2 separate regions of the Homo sapiens genome follow, and region 1 is linked to region 2. A link is an interaction called in ENCODE POLR2A ChIA-PET data of the cell type or tissue named here. Cell type or tissue: PC-3. All regions are shown on one strand.

Evidence for each region. Peaks named below come from ENCODE experiments on the same cell type or tissue, not always from the same donor. Only the 100,000 strongest peaks of a DNase experiment are listed, where the experiment ranks them.
Region 1: POLR2A ChIA-PET joins it to region 2 with 14 read pairs; 2 of 35 experiments call an interaction of 5 or more read pairs at or near these places.

Annotation. Positions count from the first base shown.
Region 1 is chr7:21,031,568-21,039,567 of GRCh38, reverse strand. No RefSeq gene overlaps it. Among named protein-coding and RNA genes, the nearest start is that of LINC01162, 200 kb to the right of the region's middle. In PC-3, no CTCF peak of the experiment used is centred here; no DNase peak of the experiment used is centred here; H3K27me3 peaks cover 509 bases.
Region 2 is chr7:20,956,099-20,964,098 of GRCh38, reverse strand. The region is part of intron 2 of LINC01162 (long intergenic non-protein coding RNA 1162); the gene reads right to left. Among named protein-coding and RNA genes, the nearest start is that of LINC01162, 120 kb to the right of the region's middle. RefSeq lists enhancers at 1-438, 4,616-6,050. In PC-3, no CTCF peak of the experiment used is centred here; a DNase peak (open chromatin) is centred at 4,628; H3K4me3 peaks cover 444 bases; H3K27ac peaks cover 828 bases; H3K27me3 peaks cover 2,998 bases.

The sequences.
Region 1 (8,000 bases), 75 kb before region 2:
ACATAAAGCTACACTCTTTTAATCCTAAATATTGTAGAGATAATAAGGCATTGCTTCAGAAATTTTATTTGCCTCGATCAATCAGTCAATCACCAAAGACAAGGTCTACAAATTAACCCAATACAACAAAGACCAAAAAAAAAAAAAAAAAAAAAAAAAAGAAAATATGAACAAAGCCTCCAAGAACTCTGGGATTATGTTAAATGACCAAACCTAAGAATAATCAGTGTTCTGAGGAAGAAGACAAATTTAAACATTTGGAAAACATATTTGGGGGAATAATTGAGGAAAACTTCTCCAGCCTTGCTGGAGACCTAGACTTCCAAATACAAGAAACACAAACAACACCTGGGAAATTCATTGCAAAAAGATAACTGCCTAGGCACATTGTCACCAGGTTATCTAAAGTTAAGATGAAGGAAAGAATCTTATGAGCTGTGAGACAAAAGCACCAGGTAACCTATAAAGGGAAACCTATCCGATTAACAGCAAATTTCTCAGCAGAAACCCTACAAGCTAGAAGGGATTGGGACCCTGTCTTCAGCCTCATCAAAAAAAACAATTATCAGCTAAGAATTGTGTATTCGACAAAACTAAACATCATATATGAAGGAAAGATACATCATATATAAAGGAAAAATTCAGACAAACAAATGCTGAGAGAATTCGCCACCACTAAGCCACCACTACAAGAACTGCTAAAAGGAGCTCTAAATCTTGAAACAAATCCTGGAAACACATCAAAACAGAACTCCTTTAAAGCATAAATCTCACAGGACCTATAAAATAAAAATACAATTTAAAAAGCAAAAACAAAAAACAAATAACGTGATGAATGGAATGGAATGGTACCTCACCTCTGAATACTAACATTGAATGTAAATGGCCTAAATGCTCCACTTAAAAGATACAGAACTGCAGAATGGATAAGAATTCACCAAGCAACTAACTGCTGCCTTCAAGAGACTCACCTAACACATAGGGACTCACATAAACTTAAGTAAAGGGGTGGAAAAAGGCATTTCATGCAAATGGACACCAAAAACAAGCAGGAGTAGCTATTCTTATATCAGACAAAACAAACTGTAAAGCAACAGCAGTTAAAAAAGACAAAGAGGGACATTACATAAGGGTAAAAGGTCTTGTGCAACAGGAAAATATCACAGTCCTAAACATATATGCACTTAACACTGGAGCTTCCAAATTTATAAAACAATTACTAATAGACCTAAGAAATGAGACAGACAGCAACACAATAGTAGTGGGGGACTTCAATGCTCCACTGACAACAGTAGACAGGTCATCAAGACAGAAAGTCAACAAAGAAACAATGGGTTTAAACTACACCTTGGAACAAATGGACTTAACAGATGTATACAGAACATTCCATCCAGCAACCAGAGAATACACATTCTATTCAACAGTGCATGGAACTTTCTCCAAGATAGACCATATGATAGGCCACAAAACAAATCTCAATACATTTAAGAAAACTGAAATTATATCAAGGACTCCTTCAGTGGAATAAAACTGGAAATCAACTCCAAAAGGAACCTTCAAAACCAAGCAAATACGTGGAAATTAGATAACCTGCTCCTAAATGATCATTGGGTCAAAAATGAAATAAAAAATGGAAATTAAAAAATTCTTCCAACTAAATGATAATAATGACACAATCAATCAAATCCTCTGGGATACAGCTAAGGCGGTGCTAAGAGGAAAGTTCATAGCCCTAAATTCCTACATCAAAAAGACTGAAAGAGCACAAACACATTCTAAGGTAACACCTCAAGGAACTAGAGAAGCAAGAATCAACCAAACCCAAACCCAGCAGAAGAAAGAAAATAACCAAGATCAGAGCAGAACTAAATGAAATTGAAACAATGACAACAACAAAAAAAAGAGATAAATGAAACAAAAAGCTGGTTCTTTGAAAAAAATAAAATTGATAGACCATTAGCAAGATTCATCTAGAAAAGAAGAGAGAAAATCCTATTAAATTCAGTAAGAAACAAAATGGGAGATGTTACAACTGACACCACAGAAATACAAAAGATCATTCAAGGCTACTATGAATACCTTTGTGCACATAAACTTGAAAACCAAGAAAAGATGAATAAATACCTGAAAAATACAACCCTCCTAGCTTAAATCAGGAAGAATTAGATACCCAGAAGAATTAGATAACAGCAAGATTGAAATGGTAATTTTAAAATTACCAACAAAAAAAAGTCCAGGACCAGCTGGATTCACAGCAGAATTCTACCAGTCATTCAAAGAAGAATTGGTACCAATCCTATTGACACTACTCCACAAGATAGAGAAAGACGGAACCCTCCCTAATTCATTCTATGAAGCCAGCATCACCATAATACCAAAACCAGGAAAGGACATAACCAAAAAAGAAAACTATAGACTCATATCCCTGATGAACATAGATGCTAAAATCCTTAACAAAATGCTAGCTAACCAAATCCAACAACATATCAAAAAGATAATCCACCATGATCAAGTGGGTTTCATACCAGGGATGCAGGAATGGTTTAATACACACATGTCAATAAATGTGATGTACCACGTAAACAGAATTAAAAACAAAAAATCACTTGATCATCTCAATAGATGCAGAAAAAGCATTTGATAAAATCCAGCATTGCTTTATGATTAAAACTCTCAGTAAAATCGGTGGACAAGGGACATACTTCAACATAATAAAAGCCATCTATGACAAAAGCACAGCCAACATAATACTGAATGGGGAAAAGTTGAAAGCATTCCCTCTGAGAATGGAAAAAGACAAGGATGCCCACTCTCACCACTCCTCTTCAACATAGTACTGGAAGTCCTAGCCAGAGCAATCAGACAAGAGAAAGAAATAAAGGGCATCCAAATTGGTAAAGAAGAAGTCAAACTGTCACTGCTGATGATATGATCCTTTACCTCAAAAACCCCAAAGACTTCTCCAGAAAGCTCTGAGAACTGAACAAAGAATTCAGCAAAGTTTCCAAATAGAAGATTAATGTACACAAATCAGTAGCTCTCCTATGCGCCAACAGCGACCAAGCAGAGAATCAAATCAAGAACTCAACCCCTTTTACAATAGCTGCCAAAAAAAACAAAAACAAAAAAAACACTTACGAATATACCTTACCAAAGAGGAGAAAGACTTCTACAAGGAAAACTACAAAACACTGCTGAAAGAAATCATACATGACACAAACAAATGGAAACATATCCCATGCTCATGGATAGGTAGAATCAATATTGTGAAAATGACCACACTGCCAAAAGCAATCTACAAATTCAACTAAATCACCATCAAAATACCACCATTATTCTTCACAGAATTAGAAAAAAAAAATTCTAAAATTCATATGGAACCAAAAAAGAGCCTGCAAAGCAAGACTAAGCAAAAAGAACAAATCTGGAGGCATCGCACTACCTGATTTCAAGCTATACTCTAAGTCCATAGTCACGAAAACAGCATGGTACTGGTATAAAAATAGGCACATAGACCAATGGAACAGAATAGAGAACACAGAAATAAACTCACATACTTACAGCCAGCTGATCTTCGACAAAGCAACAGAAACATAAAGTGGGGAAAAGACACCCTTTTCAACAAATAGTGTTGCGATAACTGACTAGCCACCTGTAGGGGAATGAAACTGGATCCTCATCTCTCACCTTATACAAAAATCAACTCAAGATGGATTAAGGACTTAAATCTAAGACCTGAAGGTATAAACGTTCTAGAAGATAACATTGGAAAAACCCTCCTAGACGTTGGCTTAGGCAACGATTTCATGACCAAGAACCCAAAAGCAAATGCAATAAAAACAAGGATAAGTAGCTGGGACTTAATTAAACTAAAGAGCTTTTTGCACAGCAAAATGAACAGTCAGCAGAGTAAACAGACAACCCACAGAGTAGGAAAAAGTCTTCAAAATCTATACATCTGACAAAAGACTAATATCCAGAATCAACAATGAGCTCAAACAAATCAGCAAGAAAAATGCAAACAATCCCATCAAAAAGTGGGTTAAGGAGATGAATAGATAATTCTCAAAAGAAGATAGACAAATGGACAACAAACATGAAAAAATGCTCAACATCACTAATGATCACAGAAGTGCAAATCACAACCACAATGCGATACCTAACCTTACTCCTGTAAGAATGGCCATAAGCAAAGAAGCAAAAAACAGTGGATGTTTGCATGGATGTGGTGATCAGGGAACACTTTTACACTGCTGGCGGCAATGTAAACTAGTACAGCCACTATGGAAAACAGTGTGGAGATTTCTTAAAGAGCTAAAAGTAGACCCACCATTTGATCCAGCAATCCCACTACTGGGTATCTACCCAGAGGAAAAGAAGTCATTATACAAAAAAGACACTTGCACACACATGTCTATAGCAGCACGATTCGCAATTGCAAAATTGTGGAACCAGCCAGGTGCAGTGGCCCACATCTGTAATCTCAGCACTTTGAGAGGCCGAGGCATGCGAATCACCTGAGGTCAGGAGTTGGAGACCAGCCTGGCCAACATGGTGAAATCCCGTCTCTACAAAAATTAGCTGGGCATGATGGTGGGTGCCTGTAATCCCAGCTACTCAGGAGGCTGAGGTTGTAGAATCCCTTGAACCCAGGAGATGGAGGCTGCAGTGAGCTGAGATCGTGCCACTTTACTCCAGCCTAGGTGACAGAGCAAGAGTCCATCTCAAAAAAAAAAAAAAAAATCATGGAACCAACCCAAATCCCCATCAATCAACTAATGAGTGAAGAAACTGTGGTGTGTATATATATATATACATGGAATACTACTCAACCATAAAAAGAAATGAGTTAACAACATTCACAGCTACCTGGGTGAGATTGGAGACTATTACTCTAAGTGTAGTAACTCAGGAATGGAAAACCAAACATCGTATGTTCTCACTGATATGTGGGAGCTAAGTTATGAGGACGCAAAGGCATAAGAATGATACAACGGACTTTGGGGACATTAGGGGAGGGTGTGAGGGAGGCAAGGGATAAAAGACCACAAATAGGGTGCAGTGTATACTTCTTGGGTGATGGATGCGCCAAAATTGTGCACCAAAATGGGTGCACCCAAATTTGTGCTTTTAATCACAAAAGTGTTTAAACAGGCAAATAGCACATCGTGAAACATGGAAACACTATATTACAATTAACTAGTACAATAATATTCCATATAAAAATATTTGTCTATAAAAATAATGTTAAAAAATGAAAAAATGAGGACTTTCATTTTCATTATAGAATTTTATTGAAAAGAATTTAATCTTTAAGTCTTCTTTAAATCAGAAGTTGCAAACTGTATGGCAGCAGGCAGAATTCAGCCCATAGGTATGCTTTACATGTTTTTTGTTTGTTTTTGAGACAGGGTCTCACTCTGTCACCAAGGCTGGAGTGCAGTGGTGCAATCTGGGCTCACTGCAACCTCCACTTCATGGATTCAAGTGATTCTCCTGCCTCAGTCTTCAGAGGAGCTGGGATTACAGGTGCCAGCCACCATGCCCGCTAATTTTTTCTTGTATTTTTAGTAGAGGCAGGGTTTCACCAGGTTGGCCACACTGGTTTCGAACTCCTAATCTCAAGTGAGACACCTACCTCAGCCTCCCAAAGTGCTGGGATTATAGGCGTGAGCCCCTGTGCCTGGCCTATATGTGTGTTTCTAAATTAATTGCCAACAGTCAAAAATAGAATGAGTTCACATAATTCTGGCTCCTCTTGAAAAATCTGAAGGCCCTGGATCACTGGGTCCTCTGGCCCTCACTGAATTATGAGAGGTTGCAGCTTTAAGACAAGCTGTGGATTTTTCCATCACTGTTGCTGCCCTACTGCCCTAGGCTGTGGGTTTGCAAATCCTGCATTACGTAGTAAGGTCTCTTTTTGTATTTTTCTTATGATTTGAATTAGATGAATTTGTCAAGCTAATCTTCCCCAGAATATACTCACTGCTTAAAATCATTTTCAATTACATTGTTTACTCATTTGTTCTTAGAGACTCCCATTTTTCTTTTATCAGTGTTCTAATTATCAGGTTAGTAATTTCCTCCAAATTTCACTCCTCTTAATTGGTCAGCCTCTTCTTTCTTCAAAAATATATGAAGATATTCTAGAACAAACACATTTTATCTATTAAATGAATAAAAACCAATTGAAATAGATGATAAACACAAACTCATGTAGAAAATCATCAGCGAAAGGTGTATATTCAATATTAAAAGATTACAAGTTGTATGTTCAATATTAAAAGATTACAAGGCTTCATCATATTCCTCCAGCATATGTGATTTGATTACAGACACTGGATCTTGTTGGTCTAAAATACATTTGTATGAGCATGCTTTCCACCAAAGACTGGGCCACTTACATTGCGTGGGTTTAAAAGTAGGAAGATAATGCCACCCCAGCATGCACTGAATTATGCTGGAGACAGCTCTGTTTAGCATCACTTGGAAAGTCTTATGCCCACCCTACTACTTCTGGAGTTCTTCAAGCATACTCCTCTGGACATTCGTTCTTGCACTTCTCCACTTGTCCTTGTGCTTCTCCACTTGTCCTGGAATGTTCTCTCTTCAGATATTCACGTGGTTTACTTCCCCGCTTCTTTCAGTCTCTACTCAAGTGTCTTTTCTTTAGAGAGACTCTCATGCACCACTATCAAATAGCAGCCCCAGTACTATCAACCTACTTAGCCTTTGTTACGACTTTTCTCAATAACATTCATTGCTACCTGACACATAGTTAGGAATATCTGTTTCTACTTTCATGTCCCCTTTTGAATGTAATTTTGTGAAGAAAGAGACTTATTTTATCCCAGTGCCTCAAATAATGCCCATAACATTGTAGGAAATATTTGAGGAATGAATTGCTCGATAAGTCTCTAAGTTGTTGCAATTCTATTACTTCTTGTTCCAACATTGGACCTTCAAGAGAGAATTGATGACCATCCTTGTTCATTAAAAGAGACCACTACATTTCCCCACATGAGTTCACGTATGGCTGCAGGGAGAAGCCTAATAACCTAGGATGTGGGTATCTTTTCCTATTTTCTGTCTGTTTTTCCTATTTCCTAACTGTTTTCGAACTCAGTGCTTTTCACATGTCATCCTCTTCATCACGTGTGGATTACTATTCACTAAGCTACTTTTTCACAAATGTGATTTTATATGATAGTTGGGTAAAGAAAATGTTGATGCATCATTCTAACATCCTCTTTGCAGTGGTTAGCACAGAAGGGGAGAAGCGCCGCCCCCCAGACACACCCCTTCATACATACATCCCCCACTTCATCCTTTGAAGGATGGCTAGCTGGCTTCCCTCTTATCAGAATATCATGCAAGGAAAGCCAAGTGGTGAAAAAGAATGGCAAGAGAATTTCAATTCTTTTTCTAAAATACTTTAACTTGTACTTGTCTGTGCTGTAAACATATACAACCCCACCAAGGTGAAACATCAAGGATTCAATGGCTGGTTTTTCAGAAAATGTTGACACAATGGCTACATTTTGAGAAATCAAGAGCCTATTTATAAAAAGCACATCAAGCAGCAGATTCAAAGCATGCTCAGTGAAATAGCCAACCTTTTTGCCCTCCCCTGGAGCCCTTTCAGACCAGCCTAGTTTATCAGTGAGCTGAGCTGCCAGGAATATATATATATATATATATATATATATATATATATATATATATATATCAGAGGGTAAAGTAGACAACTTATTTTCATTCAAAAGTAGTCATAGCACAGAAGTAACTCTCACCCTCACTCAACTTATTCTGTCATCCTTAACTTGAGAAAATAACTTATTTTTCTCTCAAAGAAAATACTCTCTGTCACATGTTATAACTAGGCAGGCTTCTGAAGTGCTTTAGAAAAATACTATTCTGAGCATATTCAATGTACAGAGTCCTTAAACAGCTTAATACACATATAGATTACAGAAGATTTAACATATTGCTATTATATA
Region 2 (8,000 bases):
GCCTGATGGCTTTACAATTGATGTGACATTCTCTGAGTGATAAAATAGCCTCTCATTTTACAAAAGTAAGTATTTTTCTTTTTTAGACTTAACCTGGATTATGTCAACACAAAATTTACGTTTAATTTTTTTCAACTTTTTTGACAAAGCTATTTCATGCCAGTGTGGGTGTAGTTGGTCTTGACATTTAAAAAATAACTGTATATTTCAGAGAATTAGAGCCAAGTTGATAAAAAATAATCCCTCCTCAAATATTGATCTGGTGCTTTCAAATGCAAATCATGCTCCAGATTTATGTCGAAAGCTGTTATACAGTGTGAGGTACAGTGTCTCTGACCAGAGCCTATTTCATTATCTTAGAGAAGGCTCCAAAAAGGCATCTGTGGATATTCTCCTGAGGACTGGTTGGAATTACAGATGCCATCACATGTCTATATCAATGTATTCCCAGCTAAAAGTTAGACACCCTGAAAATAATTGATAACTTCTGCTTTGGTTCCCATGTTTGAAGAAGCTATAAATTTGTCAGGCCTTGAGGAGAATTGGCTTATAGTGTAAACCTAATGATTTCTCAGTGAACTGGGAGGATCTCGTGGTGAGAGAACAAGAATAGAGTGTCAGAAAATCTAAGTTTAATTTTCATCTCTATATTGGCTGACTGAGAGAGTTATTTTAGGCCTGTATCTGTGAGGGCCGGTCTTCCTGTTTTGAGGGAATTGACATCATTTTGGCTTAAGAACAAGGTTGGATATTTATCCTTGTGAATGTCCTTGTCTTGCTTGAGTTCAGAGACCATGATTTCCATACCAGCAAAGAAAGAGCATCAGACATGCATGTATGGGAGATACTCATAGTAAAGAGGAAACAGTTTTATTATGAAGATTTTTATTAGTGAAAAGGCCTCTTGTGAAAATAGCAACTCCGTTTTGTAACAGCTTTTACTGTATCCCAGGGCTCATCTTTGATTCCTTCTGGTCTACAGAAAATAATTTCTCAAAAGGGAATTCAGAGTTGACGTGTAGCATTCAGATTTGTCTGTAACAATGGGACCCAAAGTATTGTGGTGACACATGACTCTGGGATTCTTCTTGAGATGCCCTCTCAAATCATTGCTAATATGGTGCTTCATTCTGTCAAGGGGTACTTCCCTCACATACTTTTCTCACTGCTACTTTGTACCAAACAACAGTATCAACTCCGGGAAAGAGTTTTATCGGCTGCCTCTTCTCATGATCATCTTGAAGAACATCAGCAAGCATTTCCCTACCGCTGGCGTCTCAGAGAGTATTATCTAAATCACTCAATGAGGGTTATCCCTAAGCAATGAGGGCATTGTCCAGGGGACTATGGCCCAATGTTGGCCATGTTGGCTCTTCAGAAACAAGTCCATTACTTGGCTGAAAGTAGAGGGGTTAGCCTCTGTGGGAGCGGCATAGTCCTTTTAGAAGGGTTTACATTTTCTGTAATGTGAAGCTTACAGAAGGATGTAATAATTCTCTCTCTGGATTTAGGTGGCCTGTGTGCAACCATTTTCTGAAGAAATGCATGCATTTTCTAACTGTTCTCTGACAGACTCCAAGAACAAGTCGCTACATGAAGGGAGTGACCTTTTGTTGCCATCCACAATATGACAGGGATGCTTCCATGGAAGGATGGCATCAGCGGTCTTGAGAGTAAATTATAGGCTAGGAATAGCAATAAGAGATTTGCTATCTCACCAGTACAAAACACTCAAAAGTTTGCAAGATCGCTTCCAGAGAAACAAACATTGAGAATTAGCTCCCCACACCCCCGTGTGTGCATGTGTGTGTGTTTAAGTATGTGTGTGTGTGACTCAGGATGTTTAAAGGAGTGATACACAAGAGGATGGGCAGAAACCATAGTTAATTTTGATAAATATAATGACCTGAGGGATTTTCTTTTCTCAGCCTTTGATTGGTACCACCGAAAACAATTATTACTGGTTAATTTAGTTGCTGGCATAGTGCATAGTAAATATTTTTGTTGTATCACTCTTTATTAACTGCAGAAAAAGCCTTTCAAATTTATTTATTAAGTTAGTCAAAATCACACACAGCAACTGTATTAACCATAAAGCATATAGTGTTAGAATCATCAAAAGTATTTCAAAGTCACTATTGTAGTCCTAATTCCTCACAGATAAATTAGAATTTAATGGAATTCACACCTCAGAGACTTGGATTTTAAAGATAAAGTTTCCCAGAGAGGAGGATTCAGAGTCTTTACTAGTTTGGGTTGAACTACGTATTTACATTAATTAGACTTGCCCCATCAAATATAATAACATGAGTAAAAGATGATGTAAATTCTTGTAAAACTACTCAACTGCACTTGCTACCATCAAGCAGGCAAAATGCATAAAAATCATAGCACCCCTTCGGGAGCAATGCCACTTAGCCAAATAGAAGTTTTTTAGCCCTCAAAGTATTTTAAGAAGACAATGAAATAATGATATTTATTTAAAAATCATAAGCACTTAAAAATATAAAAAAAGTTTCTCGAATGGCAGTTGTGCAACCACTTTGGGGTAAAATATGGGTTGAATTTTGGCTCTCATACTTATTAGCTGTGTAGCCAAAGGCAAATCACGTAATCTGAGTCCAAATTTTGTCATCTGTAAAATGGAGATAATAAAATCTTACAGAAATGTTTATGAGCAGTAAAAATATTGCATTAGAAGTAGCATATACTAGATGTTTAAATAAAAATCATTGGTTATTATGACTGTAGTTGTTTTTATTGTGAATGATGATGATGATCAGAAAATCTAACCTGGTAAGCATCCAAGATGATCTATGTTTGTGTTGTTTTCTATGGATAAAAATGAAAAATAGCTACTCTATTCAAATGAGGAGATCTGTATTAAAACATTTGAAAATGTGCCATAAAATTCAGGAAACTTTTAATATTATCATCAAAAAGAAAAAAATCCCTCAAAAGGTATTTTTCAAGCCAGGATGAAATCACATTGCAATTCATCGTCTCTTGGTCAATTATTACAAAGTACTTTTCAAGCTAGAATGAACAAAATTTGAAGGTTTTGCATGTGTTTAAAACAATGTAAATTGCTTAGTTTCTGTAAGCAATTCCACAAAATTAAGCAGAAAATTAAGAAGGAAGAATTTTCTACATTCTTCATTCTTGATAAACCTAGAAACCAGTGTAGAAGACCATAGAGGATGTCGTAGAAAAGCAGAGAGGGAAGTGGGGAGGAAGTCAGACTCACAGCCTAGACAGCTCCAGAGCATCTCTCAGCCCCCGAGCAGGGTTGCACAGCAAATGCAGATCCAGAAAAAGCTGGAGCCAATCCTAGACCAGCAGGATCCATGGTATCCCTCAGGGATCATTCATTTGGTGAAATTAGACAATTCTGAATGCTTCAGGAACGCTTGCTGGCTCTGTGGAGAGGAGTTAGGCCATTCTTTACTTTAGTGGAATGCTGGTGAACATTCCCAAGAACACCTCATACCTGCAAGATACCTTACATCTCTAAACCAGCCTCTAGTGGCCCCTAACTAGCCTGTGGTGGCTGTCTCCGGGCAGCTGGAGATGGCCATGGGGCCCTGTAATTCACTAGAGCTTAGTCAAAATGGTCACATTCCCCTGGAGGCGTATCACTATGTTTCAATAGCTCTGATCTGAGTCGAATTCTATTTACTCAACAAACCTTTTTGAGCACCTATTATGGACTATGCTTTATGGGGGATATATATATATATATATATATATATAATCATTGTCGCTCTCTTCAAAGAGCTTACAGTCTAGTATAAAAGATAAGGGGTACCCTATAGCAAACAAATATTTAAATAAAAGTTTATAAAAGACAAGTGCCATAAAAGAAATGAAAACACCATGGTTGGTAGAAGAGGTAGATAATGCATGTGAAACCATAGTACAGAACGCAATGGTTTTGATAAACTTTGCCCTTTCCTTTAAACCAAGTTGATAGTGGTATGGAATATTTGATGTTTGAGATCATACTTAAATGTTTAATTCGGTAAGCTTTGGATAGACAGGGGAAGTACTTCGAGGTGAAAGGAAAAGCATAAGAAGGAAGGAAGAAACAGAAGGAGGGAGGAAAGAACCTCGCCTAGGTTAGACAGCTCAAGTCCAGTTTGGTTGGAGTGCTGTAACAAGAGCATTCAGAATTCTAAACGAGATCGTGCTTGAGTTCACCTAAAAATCCTGCATGCTCTGGGTAAATGAGTTTCCCTGTTTATAACTTCATGCATCAAGCATTTCATAAAGCATGTCCTCAATTACTAAATTTTGCGTACATTGTAATTATACCTCATGTATGCTTGGGAATAACAATCCTGTACTTGAATTATCTTGAAAGGATGATACAAAGTTAGAAAAAGGCTGGTTTTTCATTCTTCCTTGGTCAAATCACACTCTAATAAAACCTAATGTTGTAATTTTATATATTCTTAATCTTTCAGGTTGAGTCTGAATTTGGCCCCAGGCCCTCTAGCTCTTTCAGGAAAGGCTGTTACTGAACAAATGAAGATTTAACCAGCTCAAGCATCAAACCGCACATTCCAGTTTGCTAAAAAGGTAAACAGTTCAAACAGGAAGTTATGATATGTACCCATCCACAGGTCAATGAAAGTTTTTATTTACATTGGAAAACCTTGTGTACACTGGACTAATAAACCCAATAAAATCAGATCTTTTGGTGTCAGTTGCCTCCTGTAGCTGTCTATAGTCAGTTGTCTGGACACTGCAGAACACTGAGCTTCTTTTTCTTTTGAATACCTGATCTTACAGTAACATGCCATTCTACAGCACACTGCGACATTTCAAAATCACCTGAGCGCTATCCCTATTTAAAACAAATGAAACAAAGATCAATTCCTCAGAAGCTGTAGATTACCCTTCAGTCACCACAAGATGATGACTCCAGGATCCTAAGACTTTCAGAGAACGATCTTGAGCCAAGATTAACAAATGTCATAGACCTAACAGATCTAACAGCCTTGCTGCTGTTGAACTACTTCATATATCGGTTCCCAAGTTTGGTGGGAATAAAAATATTGCACAGATGGGACTGTAACTGACCGTAGCCTGCTCCATTGTGTGTCCAACTATCTCTAATTACAGCAGCCCATGAAAGGAAGAGATTTGAAAGGGCAGGTGACAGGAGAGGAGAGGAACCTGTTTGACTTAAACAGCGCAGGATCCCTCACCATCAGGCCTGATGTACATCAGCCTGACAGCTAATTAGGGTAGACATGAATTTTTCCAATGTAACAGATGTTCGCTAATCAGGCCAGATTTGGAGCCCTTGCGCCAGCAACATTTCATGCACAATTTAACTATCTAAAAGGAATAAACTACTTAATGCATTGTACTGAAGGCACAGCTGTTTCACAATCAGAAAATTTGCTGTCAAAGATGTTCTCTTTAAAACTGACATGTTTTTATATAACTCTGATGGGGTGTTTATAATGTATTAATAGTTGTCAGCAAGAGCTGCTGTCATCATCAAGAAGTAAAATATTTCTGAAGGTATATTAAAATGAACAGGCTCCTTTCTCTTTTCCCCAAATCCATTCAGATAATTTAACTAGGTTGAATGTGGTCTGCTGGGTTCCAAAATGTATTTGAAACAAAGAACATCAATGTATGCTTTCAATTTATTCTAAATTTAAGACAAAAACCATGCCTTGCTTTTGGTTTAAAGGTTTAAAACAATCATAGTTCCACATTGGTTTACAAAGCTGGATTTTAAAAATCATTTTACTTTTATGCAAATTCACGAGGGGAACATCATTTCCACACCAAAAATGTTTTATTGGGTAAAATGAAGGTTTGACATCTTTATAAACACAAGCTAATTTGGTAAGGATGAAAAAGGATTTCTCTCTCTCTCTCTCTCTGCCTTTCTCTCTTTCTGTGTCTTTTCATTCTCCCTTGCACTTCATGTACAAAATGACCCTCTATTATAAGAAAAGACTTTTGCTAAATACGAACTTGAAACTTTGGTATTTTTTGACAGTTTAGTCTTGCATTTTTGTTGCTTGTATTTTTAAAATAGTAACACAAAACAATAATTACTACCCTACGAATATTGAAAAGTTTACATCGTTTAAAAATAGAAATTTGTAAGTCTTAAAACTCTGTGTTTGAAGTAGATGTTCAATATTATAAGCTGATGACTTCAAATTCTACAGTAAAGCAGGTTGTAGGGCTTTGTAATCTAGATCGTCTACATAATTTAGCAATTTGCTTATTCTGGTAACTATCAATTTTTTTCCCACAATTTTATGCTACATAATTTGTTTGCATTATTTTTCAACTAATAATGTTAAAAGTATAAATTATGCTTTTTCTGGCAAGAAAAATGGTAGGTAATGTAGTTTCTCTGGAGACTAGGTTACCATGACCCTCCTTTTCACGAGCTGGCCCAAGTGATTTGTGACCCCTGAGAGGTACTATGTTGAATTGATTTGCACCAGTAGCTCAGATCTTCTGGTAAATTCAAAGACACTAACATATTTTAAACCCAGTCTCACTTAAAGAACCATTTTCAGAATTAATAAGGAAGTCTGGGACTCTCTGCTATGGCTCATGAGCATTCTGATGTCACGACTTTTCCACTAAAAACTGGCTATAGACCAATTGTATAAAGAGTCATATTTTCAGAGGATGACAAACCATGCCACATCTAGAAAAGAGTTTTCCCATCTGTATTCCAAAGCAAATCAGTCCTGAGAGATAGTAAAAATTATTTTCACCAGAAGACTTAAAATGAAATGTCTTGATTCGCTCACTCCCTCTTTGGATATCCTATGTCAGTAGGTTGTTTGCCATCTTCAATGCCCATATCTCGAAAATACTTATCTTTGAATCTTCAAGACAATTTCATAACCATCAGTAGTTCTTTAATATAGGCATGTTCTGAACTAAACTGTAGATAAAGCTTTTAAAAAGAGTAAAGCTCCATATTATCACCCACTTCATCATTAAGTAATTCAACTTTGGATACCAATATTTTATAGGACAATGCAATTCTTAAAAGGTTATCTATAGATTGAGATTTCAATTAGAATTAAATCCATACCCTTTGCTACAAGCTAAACAACTCCACATTATCTGGCCTCTCCTACCTTCCAGCAGCATTGTATGCCCATTACCTCCCTGCTCACTGCAATCTAACCAACACTGATCCACTCTCTGAAACGTGAACACACCAAAGTCTTTCTCTTCTTAGGGCTTTTGACATACTTCTCTAGGCCTACAGTGTTCTTCCTTTGCTCTTGGCATGTCTGACTCCTTATTTTCACTCAAGATTCAGCATACAAACTTACAGTTAGAGAAGAAATAAGTTCTAATGCTTCATAGAAGAATAGTGACCATAGTTAGCAACAATATTTGTATATTTCAAACTAGAAGAGAGGACTTAAAATGTTATCAGCCCATAGAAATGATAGATACTCGAGGTGATAGATACTCCAAATAGCCTGACTTGATCATTACACAGTCTATGCATGAAGAAAATCCTCACATGTACCCCAAAAATATGTAAAATATTATATATCCATAAAATTAAAACTAAAAATTTAATTTATTTTCTGTCTTCTCACCTCCTTAAACCTTCTAGAACTGTGATGTCCAGGACAGTAATGACATGCTGTTACTTAAGTTTAAATTAATTAAAACAAAAATTAAATACAATTGCAAATTCCATTCCTCAGTTTTTCTCAATAGCACAGATATAAAACACTTTTGTCTCACAGAAAGTTCTGTTGAACAGTGCTGATCTAGAATATAATCTTTGAGAGCAAAAGAAAGCTCTGACTTTTTACCTCCATTTCTTTTTTTTATTATTTTTTATTTTATTTTTATTTTTTATTTTTTTTTAGACAGAGTCTTGCTCTGTCACCCAGGCTAGAGTGCAGTGGAGCAATGTCGGCTCACTGCAACCTCTGCCTCCCAGTTTTAAGCGATTCTCCTGCCTCTGCTTCCCAAGT